Regions from separate parts of the Mus musculus genome. Here regions 1, 2, 3, 5, 6 and 7 are each linked to region 4. The links are chromatin loops, found by intact Hi-C in ENCODE. Cell type or tissue: left cerebral cortex. All regions are shown on one strand. Region 1 has its middle 15 kb from the start of Gm34721. Region 2 overlaps Agtpbp1 (ATP/GTP binding protein 1). Region 3 has its middle 34 kb from the start of Gm34672. Region 4 holds the start of Ntrk2 (neurotrophic tyrosine kinase, receptor, type 2). Region 5 has its middle 59 kb from the start of Gm34672. Region 6 overlaps Ntrk2 (neurotrophic tyrosine kinase, receptor, type 2). Region 7 overlaps Ntrk2 (neurotrophic tyrosine kinase, receptor, type 2).

Region 1 (4,000 bases), 590 kb before region 4:
CACACTAAGTTTCTACGGACTCTGTGTTGAAGTGCCTCTGTATCTTTTATGGTATCTCCAAGATGCTTGAAGGCATATCTAAGTCACGGCAACCACTCGAGTCTTACAGCATGGCTCACACTCAGCTGGAGAAAGGCTGTGTTCTGGAACATTCTTTCCAAATTCTAGTTTAAAAGTCAAGCCTCACCAAAGCTCCGAAAATGTAGCCTGGGATATAAACTCTTGGATGGTTTTCTGAAAGCCTGGTGGATAGCGGAGGTCACGGAGTGGTGCTAGGGTCCCTCTGTTGTGGGTGGCAGGAGAGGAAGGCTGGGATCAGGGTGAGGGGATTTATTGGGCATGGCTGCAGGCAGGGGCAGGGTCCTGGAAACTCTGTGGAGGATGGTAAGCTTGAGAAATCAGTTTCAAGGTTGTAATGCAGATTATCTGCCCCACCACCCAAGCTCCAACCCCCAGCCCTGCCTTACCAACAGACGCACTAAGGACATTCATTCACCCACAATCCCTTGCAGGTACTAGTGCCCACAAGAGGCTGTCTGCTAGGAATTTGGGGGCATACTTTTGTGTTCTCCTTGCTTCTTTCCGCTTGTCATGTAGATGTGAGGCTCAGAGGTCCTGTGTGCCAGTGGAGAGCAGAAGCCACAAACACGGGCAGAAGTCTGTGTCCTGGGGGTTCACCCTGGCCAGGCTTTACTAGCAGAATGTATCCCGGCCCTCTGGGTGAAAAGTGTGAGCTAATCAAATACTGGTTGGTTTCTTCTTTCCTCTTCTTTTCCCCCATCCTTTCTCTCCCTCCTCCTCTTCCCTCTCCTCTTCCCCTTCCTCTCCCACCTCCCCCTCCTCCCTCCTCCTCCTCCTTTTTTTTTTTTTTTTTTTCTGTATAGTCCTGGCTGTCCTGGAACTCACTTTGTAGACCAGGCTGGCCTCAAACTCTGAAATCCACCTGCCTCTGCCTCCCGAATGCTGGGATTAAAGGCATGTGCCACCACTGCCCAGCAACTGCATCTACCTTTCACAGTGCAGTGTGGCTGAGTGCACAGGCTCTGGGGAGTCACAAGGGCTGGGTTCAAATCCCCACCCTGCCTCTTGGTTGCTGAGGAATTTGAGGATGAGATTCAACTTCTCTCCATATCATTTACCGATGGGTAAAGCAACAGTGGGGCCCTTCACAGGGACTTTGCCACGAAGAAGAGAAAGTAGTGGCACAGTACCCAGTGCAGACCCACCCACAGCTCAATGACTGGCAGGGCGGTGACACGGACTCACTCACTGTCAACCCTGGTGCTCAGAACAGTGGTATGGTCCTGGTCCTTTAATATTACCCTCCATGGACAGAAAAGATTAGCCTAAACCAGAGAAGGGTCTGCGTGCAAGAAGGCAGCTGGAAGCCAGAGGCAGATCTGTCAGCCTGTTGTGCTCTGACGCCGTTCCATCTTGGCCACAGTCCCTGGGCTCCTGTGTGCCAGGGCTCGTTCTCTCTCTCTCTCTCTCTCTCTCTCTCTCTCTCTCATTTATGTAACTCATCACCACGTCACATCTGTGTGTTCTGTTGATGCCATTTAAATTCTGTTACTATTTAATACCAAGAACATTTAAAGAGAACATTCTGAGGGACTTGGAAAAATCCAATTGTTCTCTTGGTAATTGGGTTTGTAGGAAACGGAGAGGGTAGTATCCAGAATAGAAGGCTTTTAAATGAATCATCTTTGCGCTGCTGCTGAGGCCGGGGGAGCCCTGCTCAGTCCCTCAGGAGGTGGCAGCACACACCCCTGCTTTGGTTAGGAAAGACCCAGCTGTGTGGGCCAGAGAATCCAGAAGAACGGTAGCTCAAAACACTGGGTCACTTGCTCCTTGTAAGGAAGAAATGTGAAGACAGTTCACTCCTGGCAGGGGCTTCGGAGAGTCTCCAGAAGCCAGACTTCCTTGGTCTCCCTGTTCTACCAGCCTTGGGACATGACTTCCTCTTGTGGGGCAAGAAGCTGCCAGATGCCACCATTCCTGTCTGTGTTCCTACTTCCTTCAAGCTGTCCCCAAGGGGGTCCCACATCACATGTTTATTTCATACCAGTGGCCACTACTTAGTCACCTGGTCACCTCAAGCTGCCTCAGAGACTGACACCCATATTCTTTAGCTACCTGTTTGTTCAGCTGGTGTAGGCTCTAGCCTGGGGAACGAGGACAGATGGGTACTGCGGTTAACCTGTCAGATTCCACAATACACGGCTGTAGGTGACTCATATCCTCTTCTCTGCTTGCAAGTATCTTTTCATTTTTTAAAAATAATTATATTTTTGAGAACTATACACATTTGTATCACCCCGATTCCATGCCCCTCCCCTCCCCCATTTTGCTTCTTCTGAAATTCCTGGCCTCCTCTTCAATTATGATTGTTACAAGGAGGAGGTGGGGGTTTCTTATCCAAGGCACACAGCAGGGGAGGGCTACTGCAGAACAGATTGCACTAAGAAGGTACAAGGGTCTTAGTAAAGGAAAACATAGAGAATCAGGAAAAAGGACAGGACAGAGTTACATTCTAAAAGATGTAACTCTGATGTCATTAGGGCTGAGGTCTGTCTGGAACTAGGGAAGGCTGGCTGTACGAGGGGTTGTCAGAAATATACAACACACACACACACACACACACACACACACACACACATCTGATGATTTGCCAGAAACATCCACAGTGTGTTATAGTCACAGTGACTGGGTAAAGGCCAAAGGTTAAAGGTTAAAATTATTAAAGAAAGGAGCTCCCAGGACTATCCCACAAAAGTCAGGCATGAGACATTGGCTGTCCTGTGGACAATGTTGGATTCCCTCAGCTCTGATGTGAGGCAACGTACACACCTCTGTTCAGCAGGGACTTCCCTAAGCCTTGAGGGCTAGGATATTCTTGGGATGGTTGATGTACGGGTGTGAGCAGGCTGAGTGACTGACTGTCACCTGCCCAGGCTAACTTATGCACAGTGGCCCAAGGCTCCATTCTAAGTCTTGTTGTTACATAAACAGCGTGGGGCCAAGACTGAGGTGTCCAGACCCTGTCCAGACACTTCTTATCAAGGATGTTCCCAGAGGTGAAAGTGGGAGGGGCTGGTCCAGTGGTTCAGATAAAGTTAAGATTTTACTTCCTCTTCCCAAGTACACGCCGAGGGAGAGCTAGGTGCTGACTGTCGCAGAGGCAACTCAGTGAGCTGATTTGTCTCTGACAAAGCAGAGGTAGATGCTGGAGGATTTTCTCCTGACACCCTTCCAGCCCGGAGTGAAAGCGCCATTTGGGACTTATCCAGCCTTCACGCAGACCTCAGAGCAAACGGCCTGCGGCATTAAACAGTTCCACTGATGAGCTGGAGAGATGGCTCACGGGGGGGGGGGGGGGGGGGGGGGAAGAGGGCTGGCTCTGTGAGGATAAGGTGTTCAGATCCCAACACACACATAAACGGTGGGCTTGCCTCGAAGCAGCACTGGGGCACTGGGGTTGGGAGGGCAGGTGGGAATGTGAGCTTGCCAGCCTAGCTCCGGATTCAGTGAGAGATCCTGTCTCAAGGGGATGGGACAGAGAGTGATGAAGCAGAACACTTGTTCTCCTGTGCCTCTGTGCACACACACACACACACACACACACACACACACAGGTACAGACATGCACAGGCACACATACAGATACACACAGACTCACAGATACATACATGGACATGTTCACACAGATACACACACAAGACATACACAGAAACACACACATAACACACACAGAAACACACACGCACACACAGAGAAATATAAACATGCATACACATAGATACACACATGCACACACAGATACACACATGGCACACCCAGAAACATACACAAGACACACATTCACACACACAGAAATACACACAATCAGTGGAGATGAGATTCCCATTTCTGCCGAGACACAGGCCTGGAGACTTCAAAGGGAAGCCTTCTTTGGAGACTCTGCCTCGGCCAAGTGTGTGTTTGTCAACAGTTGGGGCTC
Region 2 (4,000 bases), 680 kb before region 4:
TAGAAGTTTTCTTTAATTTTGACCTTTACCTCCCTGCAAATTAGTACTTTTCTTTACTTCTTTAATTTGTTTGTTTTTTTTTTTTTTTGGAGATGATCAAAGCTTTTAAAATTTCCTCTTTATTATAACTTAATTTTATATCCCTTCCAGATTTTAATATTTCTGTTTTTAATCTTGCTATCTTTATTTGACTACAAAACTAGGGAAAGGGTTTACTATATTATTTTCCTGGCTTAATTATTTGGGTTAAATCCTTGCTATTGTCAAAGTTTAATTAATTTTGCTTACAAACATGTAGACTTTATTATTTGCAACATTTCTTGGATTTGAAGTAACCTTGAAATATATCCAGTCCGTTTTGATTTAATAGGTAATTAGAAATAAGATGTGTTGTCTGTAGTGCAGTTAATGCCCACTGACTTCATGGAGAGAAAGGAAGACCCAGCCAGTGCTTGTTTGTTGGTTTATACCTTGTGTGTGTCTCATTCGAGTTCCAGTTTGGTTTTACTGTGTTAAGTCCTCATTTGAAAGCCTGCCAGTGCCAGTTGAGTGTAATTTGGCATATAGACGACTGTAGCTTTCCACGCCCTGTGTGTCCTTTAACAGTGTTGCAGTTAAGTCTTCCACTGTATTTGCCTTCAGTTTTGTTCCTATATTTGTAAATTGTAATTAGTTTGGTACATGGTTGGCAGCTGGTTTTATAAATGGAGAAAGGGGTTTGTTCTTTGACCCTTTGTCATTAATATAGATGATTATAACTGAGTTAAAATGAAATGTCTAGTGTTTGTCTGGTGCTGCTTGCTGCTTCCTTCCTCTCCTCCCCTTCCTCATGACTGCCCTCCATCTCCCATCTCCATTTCCCATCTCCATCTCCTCTCCTTCCCCTTCCTCTTCTCTTCTTCTCCCCCTTCCCCTTCCTCCTCCTTTCTTTTCCTCCCCTTCCTCCTCCTCTCTTCCTTTCCCCTCTTTTCTCTTCCTACTCCTCTCTTCCTCTCTTCTCCTTCCCCTTCTTCCTCCTCTCTTCCTCTCCCCTCCTCCCTTCTACCTCTCCCCTCCTCCCCCTCCCTTCTCCTCTCCCCTCTCCTCCTTTCTCTTCCTTCTCTTTTCCTTTCACCTCCTTCCCCTTCCTCCTCTCTTCCTTTCTCTTCCTTCCTCTTCCTTCTCTCTCCCTCTCCCCTTCTTCCTCTTCCTCCTCTATTCCTCTCCCCTCCTTCTCCCCTTCTCCCCCTTCCTCCTCCTCTCATCCTCTTCCTTCTTCCCCTTCCTCCTCCTCTCTTCTTCTTCTCTCAGCCACCCTCCCTCACTTTATGATGGTTCCTGCAAGGACTCCACATGGCATGGAGCGTGTCTGTGCGATTGAACCACCCCCAACACTACAGACCACGAGCTGAACTTTTCTCAGTCTCCACCTAACTTTATTCCAGGCTCTTTCTGGAATCCAATAAAACATGCTATGAATGTTCTTTTTTCTTTCATATATTTGTAAATAATATCTATGAAGTTAGGATAAAAGGTAGAGCAAGCTGTTTAGGTAGCTAGACTTTTAAAAATAAGACCAGTTTTGGATCTGCTAGGTTAATACCGAATAAAACTGAAGCTGGCTCGGTTTTACATCAGTAGAGGCTGAAAAAAGTGAGGATTTTTTGTAAACTTGAATTCGCATTGTATGTACTTAGAGCAGGATGCACAGTTAATATAATGAGCACTGGGAGCCTTTGATGACTAAAGAAATCATTTGTGGTGGAAAGCATAAACTGATGAAGGAGGCCATAGTACTTAGGAGGCTAGTTTGCCTTCTGTTTGACTTTGTGGGAGGCTTGGGCATTTTGCCTGTGGGACGCTGAGTGCTGTGCACATAGAAATGGACTTGGTGGGTAGAGGCCTTTGGTAGGGCTCACCAAGATGGGCAGTGCCAGAATTGCTTTCATTTCTTTAGTTACCCCCTTCCCCCTAAGACTTTTTTTTAGCTGATTCTACTAAGAAGTCTTCACAGACGATCCTAGAGCAGCTTGAATGTACTGCTGTGGTAATGTTGTCTGAATTGCTAAATTTGAACATTTGTGTCACTATCTCCACACCCTCTTTAGCTGTTACTTGAAATGGATTTTCTTAAATTGCCACCAGATGGCAGTTTTGCATTTAGTGATAGCTTCAGTTTCAAGCTTCTGTTTCATTCTCTCCCTGCATGTCTCTCAGGCTCAAGGGGGTTTTAACTCCTTCTTATATAAATCGACCATAACAATCCTGCTTGTAACATAAAGTGAGCATGCACAAGACACTTGTCAAAGACCCCAGTCTAATTTAAGATAATCAACTTTGTGTGTGTGTGTGTGTATGTAGGTATGCATGCATGTATGTTTGTATATATGGCACATGTATGTGTGTATTTATGTATATAGTATGTATGAGATGTATGGTGTGTTGTTTGAGTATATGTGTGTTTTGTGTGTATGGTGTATATGTGTGTGTGTGTGTGTGTGTGTGTGTGTGTATGTATATATATATATGAATGATGTGTATAATATGTGCATGCATGCTTTGAGATAGTGCTGAGGTGGGAGGACTACCTCCTTGCCTTCCATCTGGAGTCAGGACCTGTATTGTTTACAGCTGTGTATAGCAGTCTACTTAGCTAGAGAGCTCCCAGAATCCTCCTGTTTCTTCCCATCCTGGTATGAATGTGCTGGGATTACAAACAGGCTTCTGCATCTGGTTTTTTCTGAGGGTTCTGGGCATCGAAGCTCAGGTCCTCAGGCCTGTAAGGCAAAATTGTCATCTACTGAGCAATATTTCATAACTCCCAATGCTTTCTAGAAGTTTTACGTTGAAAAAACTTGAAGTGTTACTTTGCTAAGATGCTGACATCTGAAATGGTGCCTTGGCACTCTGGATCTCCTTGTATCCATTTTCTACAAACCATGGCTTTCTTGTGTGTCACTGTAGCATGATGGTTAGGATCAGGGAACTGACATTAATACAGGAAGTACCTTCTAGTCCTTGGATTCCCATTTAAGTTAGACTTTCTTCTTTTAAATCAATAAAAGAGTTTAGCTCAAAGGCATTTTCAGTCTTTCCGGCTAGCATGTGTCCAGCTGCTTGCTGAACTGAGCTACAGTCTGCTGCGCGAGACCAGTGTGTGTGTTCCCCTTGTTTCCTAGAGTTTATTTCCCATGTTTCTTTGTGCAGATGCTGACCTTGCTCTGCCCATAACCGGTCACATCGCTATGTTCTCACCGTGAAGTGCGACTCTCACAGGAGGGAGGGTACATGCTGAGCAAACCTGACCCCAGGCCTGTCTGGGAGGACCAGCTCCTGTAGGGTGGCGCTGGCGACTCGGCCCCTCATGCTTGCTCTGATTACTGACCCTGGCTTTTACTTCGCTTTCATTAAAGGCTGGTGCCGCTGTTTGAGTCTGTGGCAACTTCATAGTTTACTCAATATCGTTACTCAGACGCAGCCTTTCTGTGTTATGTTGAATAGATAATGACTTAGGGAATCGGAGTCACTTCCTTAGATTGACTCTTAGTGTTGCAGCCTAGCTTTCCCGAATATATTCAGTCAGAACTCTTGAGTATTGCTTTCTCTTTTCAGAATTAATACTGTACTTTAAAAAGTAATATTAGGATACATTGTTTAAAAAGATCAGAGCATCCTTAACCTCAGCCTGAGCCTTTTTCTGCTCCAGTACTCGGCTGTTATGTAAGGTGTTCTGTCTGTAGGAGGGTGAAACTTGAGGTTTAAATGGCTCGGTGAGGGTCAGGGACTCAGATGTGATTTAAGTGTGCAGTGACAGTGTGAGTCTTCAGGTACTGAGAGGGAAATGACAATACCTTGGGTGAGTGTCCGTCACCAAGTGCTCGCCTTGTGCAGGTCTTGGCGTATTTTAGCACAGTCCGATGCCCGTGCTCACTCACTGAAGAGCCAGCAGTGTAGACAGTGCGTAGCACTCTATCAAAGGCCATACGGCCATGTGTCTGTGTGTGGCCGAGTTGGAATTTGC
Region 3 (4,000 bases), 480 kb before region 4:
TGGGGTCCTCCAGTATTTTTCTGATGGGAAATATTGCCATGCAGAATAAGACCTTCAAGGAAAAGATGCACACCTCTGAGCTTTCAGCACGCAACTGGTTTGTAAGGTAGATTTCCCGCCATACCTGGCGATCCTTCCTCACCTCCTTCTTTTTCCTTTTCTCTCTTCATTTCTGTATCCACCTCTCTCTTTCTCTCTCTCCCAGTCCCCCTCCCCCTCCCTCTCTCCCTCCCTCCCATCTTTCTTCCTTTCTCTCTTCCTTTCTCTCTCTTCCTTTCTCTCTCTCTTCCTTACTCTCTCTTTCTCTCTTCCTTTCTCTCTCTTCCTTTTTCTTTCTCTCTCTCTCTCTTTCTTTCTTTCCTTCCTTCCTACTTCTCTATCTCTCTTTCTCTCTTTCTTTCTCTCTTTCTTTCTTTCTTTCTTTCTTTCTTTCTTTCTTTCTTTCTTTCTTTCTTTCTTTCTCTCTTGCTATCAAGCATCAAAAACAGTTGGCTGTGACAATGCCTGGCCCGGCCCCGCCTTTACTTCTTTCTTTGAGAGTGGGTTTTACTGATCTGCCTAGGCCAGCCTTGAACTTAGGATCCTTCTGCCTCAGCCTTCTAAACAACTGGGATTACAGATCTTCAACAGGAACCTGGCTACTTTTCAGCTCCTAACTGGTCTGTTTTCCCTATGGGGACCATTCCAAGTGTGTGCTCTGTGTGGAACAGAGAGCACATGGATGAGAATCGGCAGTTCACAGAATTCTCTTGGTGTTAGTCTTCATAGGACATAAAGCTCACCCTCCAAGCTGTGTGGAGGGGCTTTCTCCCAGGGCCTCTCTAATCCTGAAGTTAAACATTCTGGCCTCCACTAGGGGCTTCTTCTACCAGGCCCTGTAAGAGTGAAGACACCAAAGACAGTGTTAACAATGACGTGTGACTAGCATGGCCGGCTTTGACCACCACAACTTCACCTACTTCATTTCTGGGCTGCACTGGCTTCCCTTGGTCCTGCTTTAAAAGATCATAGGAAAGATGTTAGCTGCTGTATTGCTGGGATGGGTTTCTGTGCTGTACCAGGGCTGGGAACTAAGCTAAGCTTGGATGCAAGGAGTGACGCTGTTTGTACTTACACCATGAAGACGAGCCTTTCACAGGTAAAGAGAAACACGAGGGTTCTTGAATGCTTCCTCTTTTGTTCATTAAGGATCAAGACTTACCTTAGATTGTCAGAACGCAAAGAAAGTGGCTTAACAATCAGATTGATCTCAAGGTCTGGAAAGGCAGCCTGGCTCCCAGTCTCTCAAATTCGTGCCCCTGTGTGACAGGCACTAGGAGACAGGGAGCCCCTTAATGAAGGCTTCCCTCTGCTGTAGCCATTGCGCTACAAGCAGAGTGAAGGAGCCGATCTTTTGAATGTAACATATCAGAACACACTGTCACCCATGTATTCAGAGTTATCCAGAGCATTAGTTAACATAATGTGCATGAGTCTAGTAACTTAAGTTTGTCTTTCAGGCTTACACCCCTCTCCCCAACACACTGCTCTGAACCATGCCCAGTATTGTGAGGCTGGTCTCATGCAGCGTACTCTATAGCTCTCCACCTTAGTTTTTGAGACAGGGTTTCCGCACTGAACCCAAATCTTGACATTGAGTTTAGTCTGGCACCTTGAGGTGACAGGCAAGTGCTGTTAACACTTGGCTTTAAGGGTGTGGGGAGATTTGAACTCTGGTCCTCATGCTTTTGTTAAGCAAACACTTTCCCACCGAGAGCCGTCTCCTCAGCCCCAGGAAATGAGTCTTACTAATCGGTAAATGATACTTCCGTTCATGACTCGAGTTGTACTGAGATTTATGCTTGACCGGGCTGGAAGCAGCTGGAAGAAGCGGTCCTCCGCGGTGTCAGGAGTGAAGAGCGAAGCAGGAGCAGATCTTTCTGCAGGTGGGGAAGACACCGTGACATCCTCACTTCAGGGTGGGGTGATGAGCCTCAGGGCTGAGGGCTGTGCTTTACCGGTCTTTGCAGCTTGTCCATGGGAGGGCACTGGTGTTCTAGGTTGGCAGCCTGTTCTGGGGAGACACTGAGCCCACATCTTCCAGACTGGTTAACCACTCACCCCACATCCGTGGCATCAAAGATGTGCGTGTGCGTGTAGTCTTCCTTTGGGACTCTGTTCTTTTGCCCAGTTTAGTCTTCTGTGGTCTTTTGTGGTCTTCTGAGTCTATTCACGCTATTAAACCTACTGCCCTTGTGTTAAAGGGCTGAGCACTGGTGCATAGCAAACTTATGAAATGAATACAAGGAGTTAGCAATTCAGTACATCTTCGGAAGAGGAGGCAGGAACCTCTGTGGACCCCCAGAGGAAGGAACAACAATTTGCCTAGTGGGAGGAAGTGGCAGAAAGAGGTTGAGAGAGAGAGAGAGAGAGAGAGAGAGAGAGAGAGCAAATGTCAGGCTTTCTTTTTTTTAAATCTAGTACATCTCAGTTTGGATCCTTAGTTCTAGGTGAGGAAGTACCGAGGTAGGTGTGCCCAGTTATGGGAGGGACATTGAACATTCAGAACCATCGAGTGTGTCTCACAGGGTCCTTTGGCATCTGCACCTAGATACCCTCTGAGGGCTCAGTGTGTATGATCTAATAGGTACATTTGGAAAGAGATGCCTGAGAGGGTCCCTGCAGAAGTCACTGAGGGAATAAAAAAAAAAAAGAAAAGAAAAGAAAACTCGGTTCGACTTGACTTCATCAAACTGAATCAAACATCTAAAGAGTCCGATGCCTGGCAGTTTATTGGCGGCATATTTAAACAATAGAATTGGGGGAAAAGTTTCCAGGCAACACTCATTCCAATTCCAGGTGCACAATAAAGCTTAAGGCATGGCTACATAGAAACCCCTTTACAAAGTACATGTGAACATGAAGATGTATTCTAGAGCTCAAAGGCTTAGACTCTAGCGGGGTCTCTGACAGGGACAGCACAGAGGTCAGCAGGCTGTGGATTATATGTGACATCCCCTGCTAAAGATATGCTCTATTGCCTGAGAGCTAAAGGCCATGGGAGGGAACGTCTGGGATGGAAAAGTCTGGAGTGCTTGGGTGAAGTCTGCCTCTACAAATAGCAAAAGGTCTCCAGGTCATTAACAATATCCACTCCTAGCGTTCTGGGTGGAAAACAGGTTCTTCCTCATTTAAGGAGATACTCCTGCATGATTAACACTCCTGGTTTCCCTTGTCTGTGGGCAAAAAGATGTTCGTGGCCCCGGCAGATGCCAAAGACACAGCAGTGTTCAGTATACAGCTGTCAAAGTGTGTGTGTGGCAACATGGCTCGTGTAGCTGCTCATAGTGTTGGGTCACAGCATTCTGTAGATGCACCAGGTGTTATGCTCTTGATGGATCCCCATGGTAACTACTTAAAATAAGTGCGTTTGCTGCATGCCATGGGGTAGATTCCGTTGCTGTGTGGTTTGTGGATATGTGTCTTACATCCTGAGTTGGAACGTGAAGGGTCTAGTAAATACCTCACTATATCAGCAAGCTCCTGTATGGACAGAAATTGCTCCCTCAGGGCAGGGAGACCCCAGCGGTCTTAGTCTGCGTGGCAGACATTAAACCTTTTGAGTGCTATCATTTGTAAAATAAGACCTCACATCCTCAGCTAATTTATTTTTATGCTGCCTTTTTGATTGAGTTGCCGCACGAGGAAACATCGATAAAAGCATTCATTAATAAGTAGGGCTTCTCTGGTTGCATCGGGGTGGGTTGTGTCTTGTGGATTGGCACCAGGGAAACACGTGTGGTTTGTTGTGGGTTGGATATAAACTGTCTTTGTCTTTCCCCTGAAGTTCAGCAACAGTGTATGCCAGCACTGATCTGAGGCCTAGATCCAGGTTCATCTAAAGTTTGAAATTTGGCTTTTATTGAATTTTAAAAATACATTGAAACGGTGTTTTTGTATAACTTTAAGGAAAGAAAATAAAAAGCATTGGATATATATCCATATGTATATGAATGCATAT
Region 4 (4,000 bases):
CCTCCCTTCAAGCCTGAGGCCGAGGCATGAGAAGTCGGTAACGGGTCTTTGAGAGCAGATTCCATGGCATAGGCCAAGCCAAGGACCCTCCAAAGAGGCTGCGGCAGCGCTGGGGCCCCAATGATGCTGCAGAATCCTCCCCGGCCGCTGGGCGCGGGGGGAGAGGGGAGGTGGGCAGGTGGCGCGGCACATCCCACCTGGGGAGCAACTGCGGTAGCAGGACAGTGCCGGCCCAGGCCACCGAGGACTGTCCGCGCGGCTTCCCCGGCCTCCCGTAGCAAGCGCAGGGAGCAGAGCGCTGCAGAAGCAGCAACAGCAGCTGAAGCAGCGACTGGGCTCTAACCGGCGGCCGCCGCCGCCGCCGCCTCTGCTACTGCTGGCGAAGTGACGTGAGGGCTGACGCAGAGCAGGGGCAGAAACTCCAGAAAATTAGTATGAAATCCAAAAACACACACGCTCACACACGCGCGCGCGCACACACACGCACACACGCATAGCATAGCACCCTCCAGACAAAAGCAAGGCGGAGGGGAGGGAATCTGGGGGCGAGCGGGGAGGAGGAGGCTTGGTGCCAGCGGCCAGGCGCAGACAGCAGCATGTGGGAGTTCACACTCGCGCGCACGCACACACCTTGGCGGGGTAGCTGTGCGGGTGTGCATGTGTGCGCGTGTGCGTGTGTGTGCCCCCTTTAGACCCCGGTACATCTAAAATGCAGCGATGCTTCCTTGGTCCCTAATTCTTACATCTCTTCCACATCGCAGTACAGACTAGCTCCCCCTTTTTTAAATGGAAGCCCTGTTTGGTTAGGCTCTGAAAAAAATGCTCTGATTCGTATTGTAGGAATCCTCCCTTTTCCTTTTCCTTTCCCTCTCCCTCCCCGCCGCGTTCTTCTTTCTCACCATGCTCATAGGGGAAAGCAAGCTATTTCCAAAATATAGGGAAGACAAGCTACACCCCGTACAAAAATAAATATATAGCGCTGTACGTTAGTAACCAAGGACCATTGCCGGGTTCCGGACTACCTATTTAGGGGTGGATGGTTCCAAAGCTCTCCTGATGGGGTTTCTGCCAAGAGAGAAGTGTAGACAGCCTGCAGACACAAGTGTAGCTCTGATGGATCTTTCTCCTGCCGTTTGCGCCACAGAGAGAGCCCTGCGTGGGAAGGGAGCGCGCCGGCCGCGCTGTGGGTTCCCTAAATGCTTTGCACCGACCCTGGCCTGTGGAATGGATGGCTCCGCATCATCTTCTCTTATTCCTTAACCTGGCAGGATGCAGCCATTTGAGGATCACAGCTTCACTCCCCGCGACACCCACCCGCACGCGGAGCACCCAAGCCCCTGTCCCCTGCCCTGCCGTACCTTGCGCGTGTTCGTGTGCGCGCGTGCATGTGCGCCAACGTGTACCCTGCACCCGCGCTGCCCGAGGCAGGATGTGCTTCCAGCTACCGAGAGGCCGGGCTCCGGCAGCGCCCTAGAGTCTCAGTGGGGACACGTGAGATGATTCCGGAGGGTCGAGTGACAAACGTGCGGGTGCAGTTAAATGGTCGCTGCGGGCCATTCGCGAGCCTGATCTGAGCCTCCTCTCACCATTTGTAGCTGCGACCGCCCGCACATCCGCAGTCATTTAAAAGGGAATCTGGTAGATGCGCCGCAGTGCCTGACACTTTCGAGGGCTCTGGTGCCCCCGCGTGGGGAGAAGAAACCCAGCACGCTCCGGTACCTCGGGCCATTGCTACCACCGCATTAGGAACTGCGCTACCGGCGCACTGCAGCTCCAGATGCGCAACCGCCGCGCTGTGTGCACATTGCTACCCAGGCAGTGCGCCTCTCACCAGATCCCTACAATCTCCTGCCTCTGAAGTCCTCCACGCACCACAAGACAATGCGCTGGAGTCCAATTTAAGACATAAGAATAGTCATCCAACTGCCCGCAAAAGGCCAGAAATGAGAAGGATGATGTCAGGGGAAATGTTTGGGTCTTCGCACAGCCTTAAACATCACTAAGAAATAAAATCAATCTAGCAAGATTTTCACATAGATGTCATGCACCAGGGATAGAAATATAATCCTTACACATTTAAAACACCCGGCCGGCCGAGGCCTGGAGCAAAAACCAGCAGGTCACCTCACCCCCTTCCCTGAGCCCTGATACACCTTGGGGGCTTGGACCACCCAAGCTTCAGATAACTTCTCAGTTCTGCCTGCCACCTTTGCTGCTGTGGCAAGGCACAGAACCCCAAAGCTAAGACATCTTTGTCCAGGAGACACAGTTGTGCTGCCAATGTTCTTTTAGGGAGACTTTTCCAGACACATACACGTGCGTGCGCGCGCGCGTACACACACACACACACCTTATTGTGTATGTGTGTGGGTTACCAAATCAAGGGTATCAGAGGAAAGCTGATTTTCTCCTTCCATCACGCGTCCTGGGAGCAAGGTGAGATCAGACCAAGTGTCTACTCACTGAGCCATCTCTCCTTCCATTTGCCAGTGTCTTTTGTGGAAAAACCCCTAGGAACACTGAAGAGGAAGGGAGGAGTAATTACTGCCCCACTCCCGCCCCTGCGCACTCATGCGTGCCCCAGACTCATGCCTACTCTCACTCCATTTTTTCTCAGAAAATGTCCATTTCTATGATGGTGGCTACAGTATTGACGTGGCATCCAAGACTGGCAGAGTTTGTGTGGTTTATAGACAGGAAGAGTCTAATGAATGCTGGAATATTTGCAGGATTTGTAGAACGAGTACATGCTACTGTTACGTGCCACTTCAGTTAGGATGGGCTGCCCACTTCCTGCTCCCCGTTCCTTGGGCCACCGTCTTGTCTTGGTCCACACTATTTTGTCCTTTCAACAGACTGTTTATGGAAACGTTGAAGAGGCAGGAATGATTATCAACTGTGTTTATTAAACTCGCTCCAGATCACAGTAGGCATGTTTAAATATGTGCTCAATGGCAAATACAATAATTTGAATTTGAAGCATGCCTCACCTAATCTCTACCACAGCCAGCCCTCTGTGTGAGCTTTCCTGGACACAGTTCCTCTTGTCCTGCAGTCCTGTACTCCGAGTTCCTCTAGTAGCCAGGTAAGTCCTTCACTGGGCTTGGGGGGGGGTTGTTCTCTCATTCACAATGGTAATACCATGAACAATAACAGGACACACGATAATGCTCTCTTAGCTTATAAACTTGAAGATCCATATCAACTTTGAGACCAGAAAGCTGTTATACAAAGACAAAACTCCACTAACTTTTGCTTCTGACTGAGGATTGGTCTCTCAACCAAACAACTAATAATACATAAGAAAGGACTGGGTTGTTTAAGCAAATGGGCATCGGACAACAAAGAAAGACTGTGGCAGAGTCAAGGGAAATCAAAGTGAGCAGAAGGCTCCCAACAGGAGAGTGTATGAAAGCTAAGAAGTCTCCATCTTGATTAGCATATTCAGAGGTGAAACCGCCTGTAGCCAGGGGTAAAAGCCCTGGGCAGATGCAAAGGAGCTATATCAATCCCTGCAGAGACGCAAAGGAATTATGGCAATCCCTGCGCAGACACAAGGCATCTATGCCAATGAAAAGAATCAAAAGTAAAAAGTGAAATCACAGCACATCAGAATTTGTAGGGAGCCACTGAGCCAGCCGTTAGGAAGAACGCTACAACACTACACCCCAATCCTGGAAAAGAACAAATGTCCCTAGTCAGTGACATTGACTTTGAGTGTTGGGACCTGTAAAAGAACAAATTATCACAAAGAAATCCAAAGAGATGGAATAATGCAAACCAGAATGAAAAAAATAGCAAAAACACGTAAAAAAAACAGCTCTTTAAGATGAATAACATTGATAGACATCTGGTTGGGCCAATCAGGAAAGAAAGAAAGAGAAAGAGAGAAAGAAAGAAAGAAAGAAAGAAAGAAAGAAAGAAAGAAAGAAAGAGAGAGAGAGAGAGAGAGAGAGAGAGAGAGGAACAAAGAAAGAAACAAAGAAAGAAACAAAGAAAG
Region 5 (4,000 bases), 510 kb before region 4:
GATGCTGCATGTGTTTTTTCTGCTTCCAGTATTTCTTCTGTTCCCCAGCTGTTCAAAACATGTTGCAGCTTAGCTTTTCCCCACTCCCCCACCCCCTGAGATGAAGATTACCTTAATTACTTGTTTGTGGAACATTCAGTCACAGTCAGAATATGCTGTAACCATTACCAGTATGTGAAGCCGGACGTTTGACTTTCAGTCTTCCGTCAGCAGGCTTCTGACCTCATCTCCCACTCTCCTTTCTACCCCCTCTCCTTTTTCTCCCCTCTTCTGTCTCCTCTCTCCCTCTGTTCCCTCTTCCCCCTCCCTCTCCAGTCCCCCCTCTTCCCCTCCCCTCTCTTCTCTGAATCCTCCTCTCATACTTTGAAGTTCTAAACTATTCTAAACCCTTGTGATCACAATTTTCTCCTGCACCTAGAAGACCATGTAGGGCCAGAGAAAAAGCAGTTTCCCTTTGGCTAACGTTCAATAGCCATTTATTGAGCATTTATTAAACACCAGCCTAGGTCTAGGATCCACTCTGATTTATCAGATCATGTTTGGCGCTGGTCCAAGATGCTGGTGTTCCACGGAGGAAACAGGGACCATGCACCTCTGAAAGAAGGTGTTTGGGGACTCAGAATAACAGCCACACACCATCAGCCTTAGCCTTTCAGAGGCTTTCTCCTTAGAGCTGTGAACTCATATAAAAGTGTGAATATCATAATCTCCCCTAGTCTGCTGCCCCTGACTCCAGCTTCAACTTCAGCCACCATCTGAAAATAGTACTGCTTGCCTTGCCTCAGGAGGCCACCTTTACATAACTTTTATCACAGAAGGTTCTTGTAATTCACCTAATTTATCATTAATATCAGTCTCTCAGTATAATCTGTAAGTTACATTTCACCAGAAGTGTGTAAATGGAGGAAAAATGCAAACACACACACAGACACACACAGAGCTACACACACACACACACATACACACACACACACACACACACACACACACACACACACACACACACACAGGCAGGCAGACAGACAGACAGACAGACAGACAGACAGACCAGGTTGACCTCAAGTGGAGAGCCTCCTGCTTTAGCCATCTGAAAGCTAGTATTAGAGGGTATACCACTACCTCTAACTATTTTTCTCATTTTAAATTAGTGTTTGTATCATATACATGTTGGTGTTTGCAGGATATTTGAAGATGTGGAGATTGTACCCAGGGCTCCATGCCTGATGGGCCCACGTTTTGCCCCTCAGCTACATCTCCAACCCTGCAATAGTTTTAATATCCCAGACTCACATGCTTTGGGGGGTATAAAAGTTCAGGAAACTTTCCCATAAATATGGGGAGACCGGGTCGGAGAAATGAGACTAAGTGCCCAAAGGGGTGGAGTTTAGCAACTTGACTGACACTCGACCTTGGGAAGCCTGCTCCTAACCACGTGAGAATCAAGGAAGTGATTTTTGTGTGTCACAGCTTTCTTTAAATCAGGAAATGGGTGACGGGAAAGGCCGTCACCTGACCTCTGCGTATGTATGTGTATGTGTGGATAGGGATATGCAAATATGTCTACTCTTTTGTCTGGCCTTTCTTCTGTTAGTTTTCTAGTCCCAGTTTGCAGAGTAATTTACATATAAATCCATAAATCTATCTTTATACCAACAGTATTTTCAACTTATTTGTAGTTGGCCATTGATCATGTTGCCTCTGGTGTTTATTTACACAGCTATTAATGATGAAAGATTAGATGTCAGTTCTCTGCAATGGCTATCTTCTGTGCATGTTGCTGTTTAGTCACACAATAAAATGCACTTTTGTGTTTTCTTTACTTTTTTGAAGGCTCGGAGGTATTTTTTAAAAAAAATATAATTATTTTGTTTTTAAGTGCATGGGTGTTTTGCTTGTGTGTATGTCTGTGCACCACATGCATGCAGTACCCACAGAAGCCAGAAGAGGGCACTGGATCTCCTGAAACTGGAGTTACAGATGGTTATCAGCTGGTGTGTGTGTGTGTGTGTGTGTGTGTGTAGGAACCAAATCCTGGTTCACTGGAAGAGCAGCAGTGCACATAACCACTGAGCCATCTCTACCCCTTGAGGTTTTTTTTTAATGTAAAAATGATTGAATTATGTACAAGAATGCTAAAAAGCTATAGAAAATGTTGCTAAGGGAATGTCATCTGGTCTTGCAGGGAGATAAGACTTGTTGTGGATAATGGATGTTTAGAAAAAAACAAAATAAAGGATGAGAAACTGTAGCACAGAGGAGGAGATCTGTTAAAATAAGAGCCGGGAAATGGGAGCCAGAAGAGAAGCCTTTCGGGATAGTAAGTTAAATCCCTGACTGCTGCCAAATGGAGAGGCTCTCTGGACCTCACTGCCTCAGAAAGACACCAGAGAATAAAACTATGCATGCATGCAGGAAAACAACTTACCTACCAAGTACATCCTAGTAGCACAGTCCAGCAATGGCTTTCACACTACAGGATGCCAAGCTGAAATCATCGTCTGGAAAAGGTCCAGGCTATTTTCAAATAATTGGCCAGATAAACAGATGCATCAATGTTTCATTAATAGGCATTGCGTTCTGCTTAATGCATATTTTATACAGCCATACGGCTGAGTCGTTGTTAATTCCCATACGGAGAAACTAAGTTCCAGTAGGTCTTTGGCAGAGATACTGACCCACTAGGAGCCTGTGTTTTGGGATTGTGATGCAGGCAGTAGTCAGCTTGGAGTTGGAGCAGAAGACAGCAATTGGATCTGACAGGCAGGTTAGGAGCAAGTCTGAGCTTTGGTAGTACATTTATATGGAGTGTTAATGAACTTGTGGATATGTAGAGTGATGGAGGAAAGCAATCAAGATCACGGGTGCTCTTGTGGGCAAAGAAGAAAGGGTTGGAGAGACTGGATTAATCACTTAACAGAGAACAGTGCCATGTCTCTAATATGCCAGGGACTGCAAAGCACAGGGGCACATGTTAGTTCAAGGAGCATGGTACTTTACATAGTACTTCAGTAGTAGACAGACAAGCGGAACAAATGATGGCAAAATTGTATCTTTTTATAGTGCAAGTTGATGGCAACATTGGATCTTACTATTTGTAATGCAGGTTAAGGGGTGCAGAAGAGAGACAGAGGCAGAGAGAGACATAGAAGGGGGGAGAGTGCCCAATTTGGCTTTGGGAAGAGCGCGAGGAAGGAAGTCTAAAATGATGAGCCCATTGGATGAGGAAGGAGGCCATTGCAGGCAAGGGATGGATTAAGACTGACACAGGAGATCGCAATTGGCCTGGGAACTCAAAGAAGTTCATAGTTTGCTATGTTTCCTGTGGAAGGTGAGGTCTTGTGAGTGATGGCTAAGAAGAGAGGTGGAAGGGTCTGATAATGGAGGGCTAAGAGATCTAAGAACCAAGCTTCCATCTGAAGGGCGTACGATGCCAGTCAAGGCTTTTTCAAAAGATGATGATCATGTTGAGAATATTTTATAGGCTAATGTATTAAGTGGGCGGGAGGGAGTGAGATTGGAGGAAGGCAGACTCGTGGGACAGCAGGAATCATTTAAGGCATACACACCAACTGGAAATGGAGACAAGTAGGCAGTTGGTGGATGGATGAGGTAGGCAGACTCGATGTGATTTAACGTCTGATGATGGGCAAATGTATTACAGTAGTTGAGAGACAGTCGTCTTTGGGTTCTTACAGGCTTACGGAAGAAGTGATAGCTTTTTGTTTATGTAACAAACACCCAGGATAAATCAACGAGGTAAAATGAGATCCACCTGGTTTACATTTTCCAAGCTTTAAGCCCACAGTCAGTTGGCCCCATTTCGTCCTGGTCCCCAGCAAGGTTCTGCCATGGTGGATCAGGTGGCAATGGAAGTAGAGAGAGAGTTGGAAGAGATTAGGGTCCCATTATCCCTAATAAAGGTGTGTTCCTAAGGACCCGACATCCTCCAATTATTTATTTTTAATTTTGTGTATATGTATATGTGTACAAGTACAGGTGT
Region 6 (4,000 bases), 290 kb before region 4:
AACTTGTTTCTCTCCCCACCCCTCTCTCTTCTAGTCTCATACTCCTTCTGTTTTATCTTTAATGGGATACCATGGTATGGTTAGCCCCTTAAAGGGCTCTGGCTCTTTGGCTCCACCTTGCATAATGGGCTCCTAGCACTGTCCACCTGTCTTCCAGGACCCAGATAGCATGGGTAGACTTTGACCTTCAATACATGGTAAATTCTCTTCAGTTATGTGCTGTTAGGGTAGAGACACAACAGAAAGCTTCTCCACTTTCAATGTGGAAAGCTGAAAAGGTTGTGCCTTGGACACCTGTGCCCTGCACACCTGTGTCTTGCAAATTTGTGTCCTGTACACCTGTTCCCTGCACACCTGTTCCCTGCACACCTGTTCCCTGCACACCTGTTCCCTGAACACCTGTGCCCTGCACACCTGTGTCTTGCAAATCTGTGTCCTGCACACCTGTGCCCTGCACACCTGTGTCTTGCAAAACTGTGCCCTGCACACCTGTGTCTTGCAAATCTGTGTCCTGTACACCTGTTCCCTGCACACCTGTGCCCTGCACACCTGTGTCTTGCAAATCTGTGTCCTGCACACCTGTGCCCTGCACACCTGTTCCCTGTACACCTGTGCCCTATACAGTATGCCCTGTTTCCTGGAGAAGAATCAAGTCTTGCTTTCCTCCTTCTCTCTTATACGAGGCTTCCACCCTTGCTTTTTAATACATTTATTTTTGTTTTGTGAATGAGTGTTTTGCCTGCATGTATGCCTGTGTGCCACAAATGTACAAGGCCTGTGGAGGCCAGAAGAGGGTGTCAGATCTCCAAGGGGGTGACTGATGGCTCTGACCTGCCATGTGGGTACTAGGACCTGAATCCCAGTCCTCTCTGTAAAAGCAATTGGTGCTCTCAGCTGCTAAGCCATCTTCCCAGCTGTAGCTTTGATTTTTTAAGTGTGGCAGAGTAGGAAACTGACGGAGGTCCCGCTCAGCCCCTCAGATCGACACCTCCCAAGCTGTGCAGGCTGACTTCAGAGGCCGTCATTTCTGGCAGTAATGGGAAGAGGCTAAGGGCTTTAGAAATGCAGTTTCCTGAGCTAATATTTCATGCTAAATCTATTCCCTCTTTTGACATCTTTATGACCTGTGTACATTGGTCTCATATGTTCGTAATAATGTTCAAATTGAAAGAGTATTGTGATCGCTTCACAGTTAAAAAAAACAGCGCTCTTTGTTAAGTCAGTTTAAGCATCGTGTTACAGTTGGGGCTTGTGGCGAATCAGATACGTTTTTCTTTTAAAGATCACTCCTCCCTACTTTTCCAGGATTGTTCTACTTGGAAGGACTAGAAAGAATCTGTTGGCTTTATCTGAGGATCTCAAGGGTTGTTTCCATATGTTTCTTGTCCTCTGTTACAGAGTGATTATCTTTGGACAAGTTGGTGTGAGATGTTGAGTTAAAACCTTGAGTCTGGAATTATTAACTTCAATCTGGTCCTGGCCTGGAGTTTCTGTTTAGTTGTCTAGACGAAGGTGGTATGTCTGAGAGCTTGAAACACGGCCAACCTGTGTCCCAGGCCATACGATGGTTTCTTATGGACATCTGTGTTAGTTCTTACAGCAAGCCAGCAAGCCTAAAACAGTGACTGCCACTTCCTAGATTAAGAAACCGGGGCTCGGAAAGGTCCTGTGGCTTGAGCCACACTGGGCAAAACCAGCTGAGCAGCCTCTGAGTTTCTCACTCAGACTCCACCCAGGTTTGCAGTTTGTTAGATTCCATTCAGTTGGGTAGGTCTGGATCACCCACAGTGATGTAGTCTGCTATGTCAGGGAGAGAGAGGACTCTTCTTGCCCATTCCACCTCACTGTCCAGAGGTGTGCCTCTGGCCTCTTGTCATGGGATACAGGCCTGAAGAGGCAGCACTTTCTGAAGTGCACCTTGACAGGAGCCCCAGTCTTGCAGAAGCTAAGCGCAGAAAGGGACCTCCAGAATCCCACTGTCTTTCCAGAGGGTTTCTCATCTCTAATGACTCCCAGGGAGTGTTTGATTCACCCTGCTCTGCATTTCAAAATGGCCTCAGCAAGGTCTACTTCCTATCTCAGACACATGGTTGTACCACCTCTGTCTCTCAGGGACCCACACTGCTGAGGGGCTCCCTGTGGGCCCATCCTTGCTGCTGCACATTACTGGTTTGTCTGGGTCTAATTTGGGCCCCAGCGTACCCTGGGTGGAGGCTCGTCCATTTCACATTCTCCTCGGCGTTCGTTCGGCAGATTTTGTTCACCCAACAAATGTTAAATGCCAGTAGCCAGTAATAACTAACACCTCTCTCTAAATAAAGCACCGTTTTGAGGCAGCATCTACATGGCCATTCTGATTTCATCTTTTATTTAGGGAACAGGGAGGGGGAGCCATACCCCTGCACAGATTCTGTCAGCAGCAGTTGAGTTTCAAAGCCTGAAACTGGGTCAGGGTAACAGAATGTGGATGCAGAATGCTAAAGAGCTCCACAGCAAGGCCTCAGTTGTCAGGGTAAGAAAGGAAAGGGCTTGCTGGGGTCTGGGGAAGCAGACAGGATGGGGACTGGAAGACCACTGGGCCCACCTGAGCGTGCAGGCGGATGGCTGGGCTCTCTCCATCCCCCAGTCCCCACCTCTGAAGCTGGTACTTCCTTTCTGTGACTCAGGGTCAAACCCAATGGTGACTGAGCAGGGTCTGTGCTCTCCTCCAGTGACCTTGTGCACACTTTCAATCTATCCTTGTTACACATGGGGAAATAACCATGCGCACAGCCCTCACCTGCCTAGAACTCTGAGTCGGGGAGGTAAGTATTGGAAACAATGTCAAGTACTTAGGAAATCTCGAGACCAGTGCCACATGGAAGGGGCACCCATCAGCACAGACAGGATGGGCTGGAGAAGGGTAAGTTCAAGTCTGACCAGCTCAATCACCAGACCCAGAGACGGACGGATGGAGAGACTCAATCCTGAAAGCTGCCTGCAGTGGAGCGCACGCTCCTGTACACACACACCCCTCACAGGCAGCCCATGCTAGCAAAGAAAATAAATAAATAAGATTAAAAATTAAAAACTAGGACAGATGATGTTCAGAATACTGAACAGGCACCAGCTAACCAAAACATGGATACAGATTCTGTCAGCAGCAGTTTTATCCCTGGAGGGGCCGGCATGGTGAAGATAACACTGTAGTGGCCAAAGGAAGTGAGTTCAGAAGATTAATAATTACCAGTATGCGGGAAGATATTTTTAATTTCCACAGACAATATCTTAGATATGATGGAATAATCTGTTCTGGGCTGGAAGATTAGTTAGAGGTTGGGGCTTGTTATCCAAACAACAACAACAACAACAACTAAAAAGTAATTAACCAAAAAGAAGAAAGTCATTCCAGGCAGACTGCAGCATGTGCAAAGGCCCTGTGGCAGTGTGTTTGAGATGTGTATGGAGCTCAGAGTGGTTTGTGTGCATTGGCAAAGAGAATGCACTGAAGGTGAAGCTAGGCTTGGAGACACCCCCCCCCCCCCACACACACACACAGAATTCCTCAGCCCAGGTCAGATTGGGCGGTGTTTGTCATCCCAATGCTTTCTGGATTTTTATCTACGGCACTGGAGCAGAAAATGGATGGCAGCTTCAATTCCATTCTCTACTCCACTTCCCGGTGAACTTGAGAAGTGCCCACCCCACTCCAGTCAGGGTCTTTGGGGGGGATACGCTTAGCAAGCCCATTTCACAGATGAAGCTGCTGACTCCTGGGTCTCTGAACTACAGCTCTGACTCGCTGCCATTTCCACCAGCCTACTTCCTGAATTTCCCTGGATCTCAAGAAGCAGACTTTATCTGGGCATGAGAATCTACCTCACTGATGCCTGTGAAGTTCGGTGCATTTCCTCTTTCCAACAGTACACCTGACGTGCTGTGTTTTCTGGCCTTTGCGGCAGTTGGTAGATGGCAGGTGACCGTGAAAAATAACTAACTCTGAGAGCCCCCACCCTTCCCC
Region 7 (4,000 bases), 210 kb before region 4:
ATGTAATCAAACTGGCCAATGTCAGAAGGAGGAGGAGGAGGAGGAGGAGAAATATATGATGTGATTGGTTTCCTATAGATCTCACCTGAAGAAAATAATTGACATGCATGCCCATGAAGAAGAGAGAGAGAGGAGAAGGGAGATGAGACCAGGACTGATGCTCAGGGGGTGGGGGCAGGATACAATGAGGAGACTTACTAAAAACAGAGGAGAGAAATGCAAATGAGGCCACCCTATCGATCATCTTAGAAAAATGGTGCCCAGAAACTAAGACTTCCTTATAGAACAGACACATTTATTCGTCTTGTGACATTGGGTCACAGTTCCTCCAACACCTACCCACCAACCAAAGCCCTCTACTGCAATCAGGAGAGAGGAGCAAGCCCTAGGGACACAGGCCTGGAGAGCCTTGTTTCCCCCCAATGCAGAACTCCCCAAAGATCCAAGGCATTTTAGATCCCTGTCTATAATTGAGTACCATCGGGAGCTGAGAGGCTCCCTCCCCCAACATTTAAAGAAACAACAAGCGTCAGTTTAAATAAAAGGCATAAACTTTCCCAAGAAGGCCCCACGGAGGGGCCTGACCTTTCTGACAATATTTTTTTTCTTGTGACTCCAGGCAAAGGTGGAGAAATGTCCCAACCACTCTCTCAGGATTAGATTCTCTGCAACCAGAACAAACTTCAGGAGGGAGAAAGCTGCTTTGGGGCCAGATCCTTGCAGGGAAAAGCAGTTTGAAAAGCCTTCCATCAAAGTCTGCTGCTCTAAGATGGGTCATGATAACAGAGCCAACAAGCTTCCAGATCTTCTCTTGCAGGAACTGGTCCAGGTATCTCCCTGGAGCCAGGCAGGGGAAGTCTCTATCCAAACAGCTGCTTTAGAGTTCAGGCCCTTCACAAAACAGGTTGAAGAAGAACATCTCCCTCCGAACCTCCGGGCCTTTGGTTTCCTTTTGCTCGCAGTACTCTGCTGCCTCTGGTCCCTTCACTTCCTTCTCTTTGTCCTGAGTGCAGATAACATCTTCTGTAGGTCATTGTCTCAGGTTGCCCTGTTATCTCAGGGTTAGAATTTTACCCCCACCCACCCATTATTAGTTGGATAAACTTGAGTCATAAGCATTCATATTTTCCTGTGGTTTTATTTCAGCAGATCCGAATTGCTCATGTGGTATTATCTTTGATGCCTGTCTGATCCCACTCCCCGCCCCCTACCTACTAAGTGCTGTCTGGAGCTAATTAGAGAAAAAGCCCTATGAATTGTATCCCTGGCTCTGTGTGGGGTTTTGAAATAGTCATAGACAATGTTGCAGATGATTGATGGTTATCTGCTGTTTGGAGATACATATGGCCATTTATTAATTTGACGTCTGCCACCCTCGTGTTTAAATATATTTGGGGGCTTAGTTTCACAGGGAGATTAATGTAGATGAACTGCTGCTCGGATGATCATTTTTACACGACTTCAATATTCCCATATGTGAAATTCTTATCTCTTGTTCTTCGCCAGCTGTGAGTACCAGAAAGTGTAGGCCGGATACTTCTGGGGAGATTGGGCGCTGAATAAGGGAATCTGTCCATTTTTGGCCAAATAGAGTCTAACTGGGCCATGCACTGAGACAGAGCAGAAAACTGGGGAAGCTGAAAAGTGATAAACTAAGGAAGAGCTCCACCTTGCCTTAAGGGAGCAGCTGCTGTGCCACTACCATGCAAAGCTCAGTAAAGTGATCTGCTGGGGGCGGGGAAGGCGGGGGAGGGGGGTGGGTTTGAGCATGACCGCCCAGGTCTGGTTATCCACACTGTGTCCCAGTAAATGAAGCATCTACAATTTGAAGCAGAACCAGCTCTCAGCTGGAGCGCTCTCAAGGAGGCGGTGAGATTCAGAGTGGCTGATTTCCTGGGTCACGTGTCAGGATGCAGTCTGGGCTACCAAACATTTTGGAGGTGGAGTCAGACCACTGCACGTGCAGGGCTGGCTCCTGCGAGACTTCTGAGTATCTGAATCCCTCTAAGCTGGCCAGACTCCGCACCTGCGCTGCACAGTGACCACGTGACGATGCCTCAGCAGGGCGCTTGGGGTGAGAGCCCTCCTGGGGACGCGTCTCCCCTACGCTGCCCTCTCTTCGCTTTTTGCATGTAAAGCAGCTATCTTGTAAACTTGAGTGTATTATTTCCTGTTGTCCAAGGAGCTTTGTGGATTTGGAAAAAAGATAACTAAACCTATGCGTTGGAGTCAGAAGGGCAGCGTCTGCCTGCTTGGCTGAGACTATTCACCCTGCCCTTGCTACGTGCATCTAGCTCTCCCCTTCAGGTCACACACTGCTTTGAAAGAAACAATTTCATCCTTTGTCTCAAGGAACAATCAGAATAAAATCAATAATACAGAGTCCGACTTGCAGACACAAAGACAGGCTTGGCAGTAAACACCGTGTCTGCATCCGCGGTGTCTGCACAGGCGTGCCACCCTACCCAGCAGTGTCATGCGCTGACCTGCACGTCCACAGTCAGTGAAAAGCTTTTGCAGGCCAGTAGAGACACTAAAATAAGGACCTCATCGTTGACAACTTCCAAACTGCTGAGCAGTCAGGGATGGCTGCTGGGGCGACCGCTCTCTTGTGCAGGAATTCACACAAAGAAAAGCATTCTGGGCTTTGATTTGTCAGTTGTCACACCCAATATATTACAAGCACCGCAGGGTTCCATGCATATAATGCCCACCGAGCTGTCAGAATGCCTCTACCTCTTAAGCTGAGAACCTCGACTGCCTTTCAGACAGGGTCAACAGAGAGATTGGGAGGATAGCCACCAAAGAGATGAGACTTCTCTGGAAAGAGAAGGGTGCTCTGGGTCTTAATGGGGGTTTGTTTGGTTTATACAGGATGATATCCTGGCCAAAGCTCATGGAATAGTCTATTTAAGGCTGGTACATTTCCTTGCATGTAAATAAATCTAATCTCTGCAGAGGAAAAGGAGAGAGAAACACACACACACACAGTCCGAGGTTGGGGGGAAGGGGAGAAATGGGTGTTGGAGATGGAGACATAACAGATGAACAACAACAACAAAAAAAAAGAAACAGGAAGAAATTAGAGGGAACAAGATGAAGGAAAGAAAAAGAGGGAAGGAGAGACGGAAGGAGGAAGGGAGAGAAGGAAGAAGGGAGGGAGGGAAGGAGGGAAAGAAGGAAGGAGAGAAGGAAGGAAAGAACAAAGGAAGGATAGTAATAATTCAACTCTACTTGTCTCTGGCTCATTTGGAAATGGTTCTAGAAGCAGCTAGACTGGGGGCAAGAGGCAGTACTTAGCAGTAGACTCTAGGTGAACAGACAGATGATCGCAGCTCAGTTCCGGCTCCTCCAGGTTTCCCATGTTCAAGATGTTGTTATGATATATGAAGAATATGGAATTCTGTCCCCTTCTTAGAAACTGGGTCTCAAAGTTGATGTTAATTTGGAGGTCATGTCCTGGGGAACCTCACACTGCTATGAAAGCCAAGTTAAGGACTCCTCTTTGCCTACCTTGGCTCTCTCCCAGAAAACCAAGCCTGCCCCACAGCAAAGCCCAGTGAACTTTAAGCAAGAGAACTGTCCTGTGGATAATCTGCAGACTTTGACCCGAAACAAGGGCAAATAGATTCAGATACGTGATTTGTTTTCTGGCTGCTGCATGATTTCAAAGCAGTTTTAACTTCTTATGGTGGAAACCTCCTCCACCATCCGGGAAATGAACCAGACTGGGTTACAAACCGTCTCTGCTGCTCCCAGCTGATATCCATCTCCCATCACGATGGCCGAAGGGTGCCTCCTTAAAAATAGTTTTAATGTGGCACACGGGAGTAAAGATTTATTTTTTATTTTTGAATATGACATATTGTCTGGGCCAAACAAATTAAGTTACAGCGCGGGACATCTTAAGAAAATAGTGTCGTTTTGTGTTTCTGCTAATTTATAACATTCAATTCTGTAGTCTAATGGATGGAAACACATCCACGGACATCAATAAAAA

The links. Hi-C counts contacts between places; a loop is a spot of excess contacts. Peaks named below come from ENCODE experiments on the same cell type or tissue, not always from the same donor. Only the 100,000 strongest peaks of a DNase experiment are listed, where the experiment ranks them.
Region 1: it touches region 4 in a loop (6-fold over the local background); 7 of 42 quality-filtered maps call a loop at or near these places.
Region 2: it touches region 4 in a loop (4-fold over the local background); 5 of 42 quality-filtered maps call a loop at or near these places.
Region 3: a loop joins it to region 4, with 7 times the contacts of the local background. A loop is called at or near these places in 5 of 42 quality-filtered maps.
Region 5: a loop joins it to region 4, with 2.3 times the contacts of the local background. A loop is called at or near these places in 2 of 42 quality-filtered maps.
Region 6: it touches region 4 in a loop (3.0-fold over the local background); 2 of 42 quality-filtered maps call a loop at or near these places.
Region 7: a loop joins it to region 4, with 10 times the contacts of the local background. A loop is called at or near these places in 3 of 42 quality-filtered maps.

Annotation. Positions count from the first base shown.
Region 1 is chr13:59,391,181-59,395,180 of GRCm38, reverse strand. No RefSeq gene overlaps it. Among named protein-coding and RNA genes, the nearest start is that of Gm34721, 15 kb to the left of the region's middle. In left cerebral cortex, no CTCF peak of the experiment used is centred here; DNase peaks (open chromatin) are centred at 1,483, 1,700 and 2,145; H3K27ac peaks cover 1,239 bases.
Region 2 is chr13:59,487,469-59,491,468 of GRCm38, reverse strand. All of the region lies in intron 17 of Agtpbp1 (ATP/GTP binding protein 1), which reads left to right. Among named protein-coding and RNA genes, the nearest start is that of Agtpbp1, 68 kb to the left of the region's middle. In left cerebral cortex, a CTCF peak has its summit at 2,122 (motif pointing right); DNase peaks (open chromatin) are centred at 534, 1,341 and 2,076; H3K27ac peaks cover 2,680 bases.
Region 3 is chr13:59,287,356-59,291,355 of GRCm38, reverse strand. No RefSeq gene overlaps it. Among named protein-coding and RNA genes, the nearest start is that of Gm34672, 34 kb to the right of the region's middle. In left cerebral cortex, a CTCF peak has its summit at 2,011; a DNase peak (open chromatin) is centred at 2,048.
Region 4 is chr13:58,804,211-58,808,210 of GRCm38, reverse strand. It overlaps Ntrk2 (neurotrophic tyrosine kinase, receptor, type 2), which reads right to left and starts at 514. Exons shown (of 18, transcript NM_001025074.2): 1 at 198-514. In left cerebral cortex, a CTCF peak has its summit at 1,687 (motif pointing left); DNase peaks (open chromatin) are centred at 481, 896, 1,156 and 1,667; H3K4me3 peaks cover 1,983 bases; H3K27ac peaks cover 2,231 bases.
Region 5 is chr13:59,312,583-59,316,582 of GRCm38, reverse strand. No RefSeq gene overlaps it. Among named protein-coding and RNA genes, the nearest start is that of Gm34672, 59 kb to the right of the region's middle. In left cerebral cortex, a CTCF peak has its summit at 1,912 (motif pointing right); a DNase peak (open chromatin) is centred at 1,946.
Region 6 is chr13:59,093,257-59,097,256 of GRCm38, reverse strand. All of the region lies in intron 16 of Ntrk2 (neurotrophic tyrosine kinase, receptor, type 2), which reads right to left. Among named protein-coding and RNA genes, the nearest start is that of Gm53063, 22 kb to the right of the region's middle. RefSeq lists an enhancer at 3,099-4,000. In left cerebral cortex, a CTCF peak has its summit at 2,387; DNase peaks (open chromatin) are centred at 1,473 and 2,332; H3K27ac peaks cover 3,891 bases.
Region 7 is chr13:59,009,640-59,013,639 of GRCm38, reverse strand. All of the region lies in intron 13 of Ntrk2 (neurotrophic tyrosine kinase, receptor, type 2), which reads right to left. Among named protein-coding and RNA genes, the nearest start is that of Gm53063, 62 kb to the left of the region's middle. In left cerebral cortex, no CTCF peak of the experiment used is centred here; DNase peaks (open chromatin) are centred at 1,573 and 1,952; H3K4me3 peaks cover 780 bases; H3K27ac peaks cover 3,399 bases.